2 separate regions of the Mus musculus genome follow, and region 1 is linked to region 2. Evidence: chromatin loops called from intact Hi-C (ENCODE). Cell type or tissue: heart. All regions are shown on one strand.

What was found. Hi-C counts contacts between places; a loop is a spot of excess contacts. Peaks named below come from ENCODE experiments on the same cell type or tissue, not always from the same donor. Only the 100,000 strongest peaks of a DNase experiment are listed, where the experiment ranks them.
Region 1: a loop joins it to region 2, with 2.2 times the contacts of the local background. A loop is called at or near these places in 4 of 42 quality-filtered maps.

The regions. Positions count from the first base shown.
Region 1 is chr8:106,768,697-106,772,696 of GRCm38, reverse strand. The region is part of intron 14 of Tango6 (transport and golgi organization 6); the gene reads right to left. Among named protein-coding and RNA genes, the nearest start is that of Gm34197, 76 kb to the left of the region's middle. In heart, no CTCF peak of the experiment used is centred here; a DNase peak (open chromatin) is centred at 1,706.
Region 2 is chr8:106,869,119-106,873,118 of GRCm38, reverse strand. Has3 (hyaluronan synthase 3) reads right to left here and starts at 2,283. Exons shown (of 4, transcript NM_001331048.1): 1 at 2,168-2,283. In heart, CTCF peaks have their summits at 960 and 2,333; DNase peaks (open chromatin) are centred at 928 and 2,338; H3K4me3 peaks cover 2,855 bases; H3K27ac peaks cover 1,722 bases; H3K27me3 peaks cover 1,189 bases.

The DNA.
Region 1 (4,000 bases), 100 kb after region 2:
GGGTTACATACCTTAAGGCTAGCCTGACAAAGGAGGGAGAAAGGATGGCTAGGTGGGGGGAGGGGGAGAAAGAGAGAGAGAGAGAGAGAGAGAGAAAGACAGAGACAGAGAGAGAGAGAGAGAGAGAGAGAGAGGAAGGAGGAGGAGGAGGAGGAGGAGGAGGAGGGAGGGGGGAGGGACAGAGGAGACAAAAGACAGGGAGAAGGGATCAGATGCAGAGACCCTTTCTTTATGATTACGCAGAAACAATCACTGATTATGTATTGACTCTAGATTACAAAGAAATGGAGACCATGTCAGAAGGGAAAGGAAGAGGGAGGCCATGCCTCAGCCAGGTATGTCCGCTGATATAGGGGCGTTCTCATTACAGTGGAAACTAATAATAATTTCAACACCAAAATTCCAGGAAATTGCACAAACTAGGGAAGCTGGTTATTATATCAAGGAAGTGTGGAGATCGACTGAGTAACGGCTGTCTTTGTAATTACAGTGAATGATAACATCAGGCATGCCAATATGATGTTTAATTACGAAGGCTCCAAAGCTGTGCTGACTACAGACAGGTCTAAAAATTCCTACAGAGGCAGGATAGTTAGTCAAGTCTGAAGAAAAGCAGAGTTACACTAAGGAACACTGGTGGCCAACGGCTGAAGCTCAGAAAGAACCTAGAGCAGCCAGCTAGCTATCAAATCTTTTCACTTACTTATTTTATTTGTTTGTGTTTGTGTGTGTTCTTGCTCAAGCATATCCTGGAGGGCATGTGGAAGTCAGAGGACAACTTGTGGGAGTCACTTTCATTACATGGGTTCTGCAGATCAAACTCAGGTCAACAGGAGTGTTTACCACTCAGCTATCTCAGTGAGCTCTTTAATAAGGATCCGAGTAATAAATGCATACCCAAGGTAATACTGTGAAGTTTGTTTAAGTAGTTTCCTAATTTTCACTTTGAATATGGGAACCTGTGTTTCCTGACAGCCACACAGAAGTCCCCTGAATCATGAAATTATATTTTTTCCTCTTTTAAATACTTACTGAGTTTGTTCTTTGATGATTGCATACACATTTAACCTGCACACTGACGATTATAACCACCCTCCGTTCTTATTTTTTGAGGCAAGACAGAGTCTCGTGTAGCCCAGCTAGTCTTGAATTCCATATGTAGCTAAGGCTGGACTTGAATTTCTGATCCTACCACGTGAGTGCTGGGAATACAGGTGTGTGCCACAATGCCCAGCCTGGGTTATCTGTGCATACGTATGTGGTGGTCAGAGGTCAACATGAGGTGTCTTTCTTAGTCACCTCCACTTCAGTTTTAGAGACAAAGTCTCACCAGTTGACTGGGCTGGCTAGTGAGCCCTGGGGATGCCCTTGTCTCTGCCTTCTCAGTACTGGGACTATCAGTGCGCATGGCCACATCTGGGTTTTATGTGAGTGCGAGGAATCAGATGAATCTCAGGGCCTCATGTTTGCACAGCAAACACTTTACCAAATGAGCATCCCTGCCCCATGAGGCATTATTCCTAAGAAACTAACAGGAAGCCACTAACACACACCACACTGAGCGTCCTGTAAACACCAAGCACTGCGCATGCGCCCATCACATGTGCCCATCCTATCGCATGCGCCAGCCAGTCCTTTGAAGAGGACCCATTATCATTTCTAATTTTACTGGGAGACAGTGAAGAACAGAGAGTTGAGAACAGAGCTGGCACATGACAAAGCTGAGCTGCCATCCCTCACACCACGGCCCACCTGGCAGCAGTGCCTGGGGAAATGACTACAGGAATAGTACGAGCCTCACAGCACTCTAACCCTAAAGATAGCAAACCTCATGCTTTCAAGAACAGGCAACCCCAGCCTTGCTCCAGGACATGCACTTTCTGCAGGACTCCAAGGTCCACAGTGGGTGGTGGCCCACGCTGTGTACCAAGTCCACAGTCCCAGGGTCCAGATGGGCTTCCTGGGGAAACTTTTCTCCACTTGTACACTTCACAAGCTAAATAAGCTTGTGAAAAAGGAACTTAGTGATGTTAATGCAATTTACAAATGCTTCTAATGTGAAATGTTGCCAGCATTAGTGATGCCAGAAGAGTCGCACAAACGGGAAATGGAAAGCGAAGGCTTCAGCCTGCTTTCTAACCAGCTGCTCAAACTCCCCTCTACCCGACAGTTTTATAGGCCACTGCAAGCCCTCTACCTGGTCTTCCCAGGGCTGCCTCTACCAAGTAAGAGCTTATAGGTGAGCCCAGAGAGAAGCAATAAGAGTAGAGATCAAGAAAACCATCAAGTAGGCTGTGGAGACAGTTCAGTGGGCAAAGTGCTCACTGTAAGTCTGACAACCCAAGTCTGAAACGTCAAAACTCATGCGTTGCTGGATAAGGCAGTGGGCATCTGTAATCCCCGTGTACTTAGGGCGAGATGGGAGGCTAGCAGTGGTGAGCAACAGAGACCACCTCAGATGAGGTGAAAATGCTGGACTGACACCTGGAGTTGGCCTCCGACCTACACATGAGCACTGAAGTGCACACATGTGTATATGCAACACCTACACATGAAGGTGCTCACATACACCATGTACACATGAATCCTCACACGCACATACACGCGCACACACACACACACACACACACACACGAGAGAGAGAGAGAGAGAGAGAGAGAGAGAGAGAGAGAGAGAAGGAGGGGGGGGGAGAGAGAGAGACAGACAGAGAGACCACAGCTTTGACAGTCATCACTGCTCTATGTATTCAGAGCACCTTGCATTTCAGCTGCTCATGAGTGAGAAATAAAGATGTCACTTGCTGAATTCTCCAGAGACATTTCCAGGGATCACTTCTATTAACATTAACTTTTCTTTACGCAGCTTTCCCAGAGTGAGCAAGCACACCAAGAGACAGTTACTGGTAAGAAGACCAGCAGGGCCCCTGACTTTCCCGAGAACTTGAGCTGATTCATTCCCTGAGTCATCTCCAGGTAAGAAATAAAACCCTCTCCACACTTCTTGCAATCCTCAAGCCGAGGCAGGTAACCACTGCTCTGTGTACTCAGCACCTGGATGACAGGGCAGGAGGGGCCAACTGAACCCCGGGTTCCAGTGCCATTTCACCTCCGGCCTACAGAAGCTGCTGCGTCAGCACAGCTGACTGACGGCAGCCACTAGCCCTAAAGCTTGGGCAAGATGGGGCTGATCTTCTACTTGCTCAGGGTCTCCTTATGCCTGGGGCGCCAGCCAGTGACAGAGACAGGATAGAGGCACTTCTTAAAGTGCCCTTTCCCCTTAGTTACGCCTAGCAGATGTACTAATAAGGTGATTAGGCAAGCATGGTGACAGAAACCCAAGGCTATAACTGGCTTAGAGAAAGTGATCATTGCAAAACCAGCAACCACGATGCCCAGGGCTTATAACTACAGCATCATCCGAGCGAGACCAAGCAGGGCTGCCGTTAACATGCCACAGAGGCACTTCTCTCCTGAAGACGTGTGCACACAGGAGCACTCTCCCTATAGCCTCAGGGGTTACCAGACCTAGTCAGGGACTGACTTTCACCCATCAGATTCAAATCCTGCAGAAAGTACCAACTTACAATAAGATGTGGTTAGAAATGACAAGATGGCTTAGAGGCAGAATATTTGTTTAGCATGTGTGAAGCCATGGGTTCAATTACAGGCACGGCAAAAGGCAAGGGGAGTGAGACATCTGTAAACAGAGGAGAGAGGAGGACCGCTAAAAAGTGACGTTGGGGAGCAGAGAGTAGGCTCTGCAGTTAAGAGCACCAGTTGTTCTCCCAGAGGATAGAGGTTCGATTCCCTCCACCCACATAGCAGCTACAACTGTCTCTGACTCCAGTGCTAGGAGATTCATTGTCCTCTTCTGGACTCCAGGGGCACTGCACACAACTGGTTCATAGCATACATTCAGGTAAAACACCTATATACATCTTTTTAAAAAAATTAAGTAACTTTGCTTCTACAGTCAAAAAATTTGATTCCGTCCCAGGGTG
Region 2 (4,000 bases):
CTCTTCCACCCTTCTGTAAGACACTGCGCAGGGTTGGCTTTCACTGTTTTCTTTACTTGAGAGGCAGGAGAAAAGGCCAAGAGATGGGAGAGGGGAGTTGGGGTGTGGACAGCCCTGCTGTAAGACCAGCAACTGAGCTATAGGGGACTGCAGCAAGCACTGCAGAGAAGGCTGCTGGGGAGCTCCGCCTACTTGGTCCTAGTGTCCTGGTAGGCTTGCCGGCATGTTTCCGGCCCAGCCACTCAAACAGTGTAGGTTCCCATTTGTAACTAAGTTGGGGTTTCTAGCCCCCATCCTGTTGGGAACAACTGTGCATTAATGAGAGGAGCCCAGGACTTGACATCGGAGACCAAGGTTTGGACACGCTCCACTGCCTCCTGGCTTCCTGACCTTGCCCAAAGACTTACTGTCCATGTCCCCAAGAGGGATGCTAATGGTTCCTTGCTTCTCAGATCTCAGGTAATTTCCCTGACAATGGATGCACATTAGCCCCTAAGGGCTTTCCCAGGTGGGAGCGTTAGGAAGCAGTGTGGGAAGGAGCGGCTGCCCTCCATTCCTGTCTCTTTAGCTACCTGTCCAGATTGGAGAATCCTTGTTTTAGACAATGACCCCTCACTTCGGAAACCTGCTTCAATCCTGGTCTCCCTGAATCCAGGCACCATCCCAATAGGAATAGACTCTGCTGCCAGAGATATCCATCACATAGGATGGGTGCGGAACAGTCACTGCTTAAATCCGCAAAAGCATTCTTCCAGCAGTGTAGATTGGAAAGAACTCTTGGCAGCTTGGCCTCTCCGGGAAGCATGTCCTCTGGGCGGCCTGCCCTACCAGCCCCGGGAGCCGCCGCATGCTTCCTCTGTAGGACTCCCAGCCCTCCTTGCACACACCCAGCTCAGGGAGCCCCAGGCATACGTCCCCTGCCTAGTCTCCAGCTAGAGCTGATACATAGGGGACGCTGCGGGCCCTACTGCCCGCCTCGTTCTGGGAAGGGACGGGAGGTGCTGTGGCTGGCCCAGCAACCTGCGTCCTGGCGCCCCGCCTCGGTGCAGTTCCAGAGGCTGTCCGGTCAGGTCCAAGGCAGCTAAGGAAGCTCTCGCCACGCTCCTCACCCGGCTTGAGCTTCACCCCGCTGGCTAAAGCCACACAGCCACACCCACGTGCAGGTTTCCCACGACTCTGCTGGGAAGGAACGGAAAAGCCAAGGAACAACTGCCAGCCCAGACCCTACTCATCTTCTCAGGGCCCCAGGTACCTTGGCAAAGGAGTGCCTGCAAACAAAGGCAGCATCCCTGCAGTTGCCAGCCCCCTCCATCCGGGGGCCAGACCCCCTCCCCCTCAGGAATTAAGAGGTACCCATCTCCCTACAGAAGACCCAGGAAGGTTCTGCAGCTGGATATTCTATGTACAGTCAGGCTCTGGCACGGGCTCTTGTTGAGGTCCTCTGCCCAGAGAGGACACTGTATTTCCCCAAGCCGGTTAACCAGAATGTGATCTTATATCCTGGGCCGCTTCCTCCATCCTCTCAAAAGAGATCCAAGAAAGCTCGCCCAGGCTAGCTAAGGCGCACTTAGATTCAAGGGCACGAGGGTGGGGGCGCTTTACGGGATCCATGTCCCATAGGACAATGAAAAGAAATAAAAACCTCCAGGCAAGGACGCACACCTCCCTACCCAGCAGTAGAACTTTGAGGGCTGCAAGATTAACAGCAACTCTCCCACTGACAGGTGCGCCCTGCAGCCGGGCTCACGCACGGCAGTACAGAAACTTGCACTAGCGGCTGGAGCTCCTCCAATCTCTCCTAGGCACCCTTGGACCTCTCTGAACCGGCAAGGAGGAGGAACTCATCTCACAAACCTGTGCTGTAGGGACCAGATCGCTGGAGATCTCGGTGTCCCCGCAGGTGTGAACCCCCTGCGGGCGTGAGTTGGGGGGAGGGGCACTCTAGCCTCGCTCCCCGCACAGCCTCCCTCCACCCCCAATTCATTCACAAAACAAGAGCCGCAAGGGAGGAAGGGAGGAGAGGCTGCGGGAGCCCAGGATGTCGGAAGAAAGGGAGGAGGGGGTAGGGAACATGGTGCAAGCGACTGCCGCCGGGAAGCATTGAGCGGCCGGAGCCCCAGGGTCCCCAGGTCGCGGTAAGAGGCTCCGGCCCCTTGGGTGCGCTCACCGTGCCGCCGGCTGCCGGCGTTCCGGTGCTCAGCAGGCCCGCGGCGGCTCCATGCTCCTCCTCCGGCTCCCGCCGCCGCGCACTGCCTCCACGGTGCCGCTGGGGCTCCGACTGACGACCGCCTTGCCCAGCAGAGCCGCCTTAAGTATCGCGCGCGACCCACTGGGAAAGGCGCCCTCCTCCGGCACCAGGGCAGGGAAAGTTGGCAAGAGTGGGAGGGCTCCCGGAGCCCGCGGGAGCGCCCGGTGCCCGGCCACCGGCTGGCGCTCGCCAGACTCGGGGTCTGTCGTGGACCTAGCCCCTCCGAATCGAGAGTCGCAACCTCTGCCTCTAGAAAACTAGGGACCCCCAGTGCAGCCCAAGGCTCAGCTGCTCCACGCCGACCTCCGGGCCAGCAGCCTTGGAAAGGCTGTCATTGTCCCTAGCCTAGTACCTGAAGCATCGTTAACTTTCCGGATGACCAGTGGGGACCTACAAAATCGTTCATGTCCATCCCCGCCCCCACGCCCCGCTCCCGAAACCTGGAAACCTACTCACCCTGCAAACGGGCTACCCCAGAAAATCTTCTGAACGCCAAGGGGCGGCTCGCTATGTGAGGGGACTCCCTAAAAACCTTCCCGGTGGCAACAGAGAGGGACAGAAAAGAAAAATTGTCAAATAAAAGGAGGCTGGTCAAAGAAGGTGTTAACTATTATGACAAGCTGAGCTTTGAATTCCGCAGCGGGGCGCTGATGACTTTAAGGCTGTTTGCAAAAGCTGCAGATTGGTCTAGCAGGAATCCAGGAGGTTCCGGTCTTAAAGCCCAAACGGCTCTTCCTCCCCACCTTTCTTTCCCACGTCCCGACCTCTTAGGTCCCCATCCGACATCCTCGCTGGCAGTTCCGTGGTCCCTGGAAGTTGGTGTAGACTCCTCCGGTGAGGTGAAGCCGAGAGGGAGTCCAGGGGAGAAGAGTGTTTGTTAGAGGTAGAAACTCTAGAACCAGCTGGAGATCTCGAGGTTTTACATCTCAGAAAAACCTGAAGAGAAATTGTAATTAAAGACTAGTTTTAAAAATGAATTTATGGGTCCTCCAACCGTCAGAGATAACTTCGCAGGCGGAAACAATTTAATAGGCATGTGAGCTGCTCCAGTCAGGAAGCCATCCCTCTCAGACATGCCCATAGGTCACTTAGCCACAGAATCCACAACACAGCCACCCTGGGCCCCTGCTCCGCCCACTCCCACCCTGACAGACAAAATCAAAACCTTTCACCCTGCTTCATTCAGGAGAAACACCACTGCATGGGCTAAAGGGCTGGGCAGTGAGTGAGTTTGTTTTGTTGAGACAGAGTCTGTAGCCCGGGATAGGCCTTTGAACTTCCCATATAGCCAAGGATAGATAAACCTGAACTTCTTATCCTCTTTAACTCCGAAGAGAAGGATGAGGGCCACCACACCCAGTTTATTCACTGATGGGGACTGAATCCTGAGCTCTGTGCATGCTTTGTCAAAGTTCTAGCCCCAGCTCCAAAGAGTGTGCTCTTAAAGGCTGTTGAGATGGCTCTTTGAGTGATGACACTTTGGACCAAACCTGAGTTCCAGTCTCTGGGACATGTTGGAAGGAGAAGGCCAACTAGCTCAAGTCCTCTTCTGACCTCTACACAATGATATACACATCCACGATAAATAGATAAGATATAGAAATAACGGCTGGTATTGACCCATGTTGTCATGTGTGCTGAGCTACCAATGGTCAGAGGGGCCCTGCTATAGCCTGCAATAGATACTCAGAGAAGTAGTGTCTGGGTAAAGAGGGTTGCTCAGGAGTCTGTCAGCTTGTTTTACTACGGGCT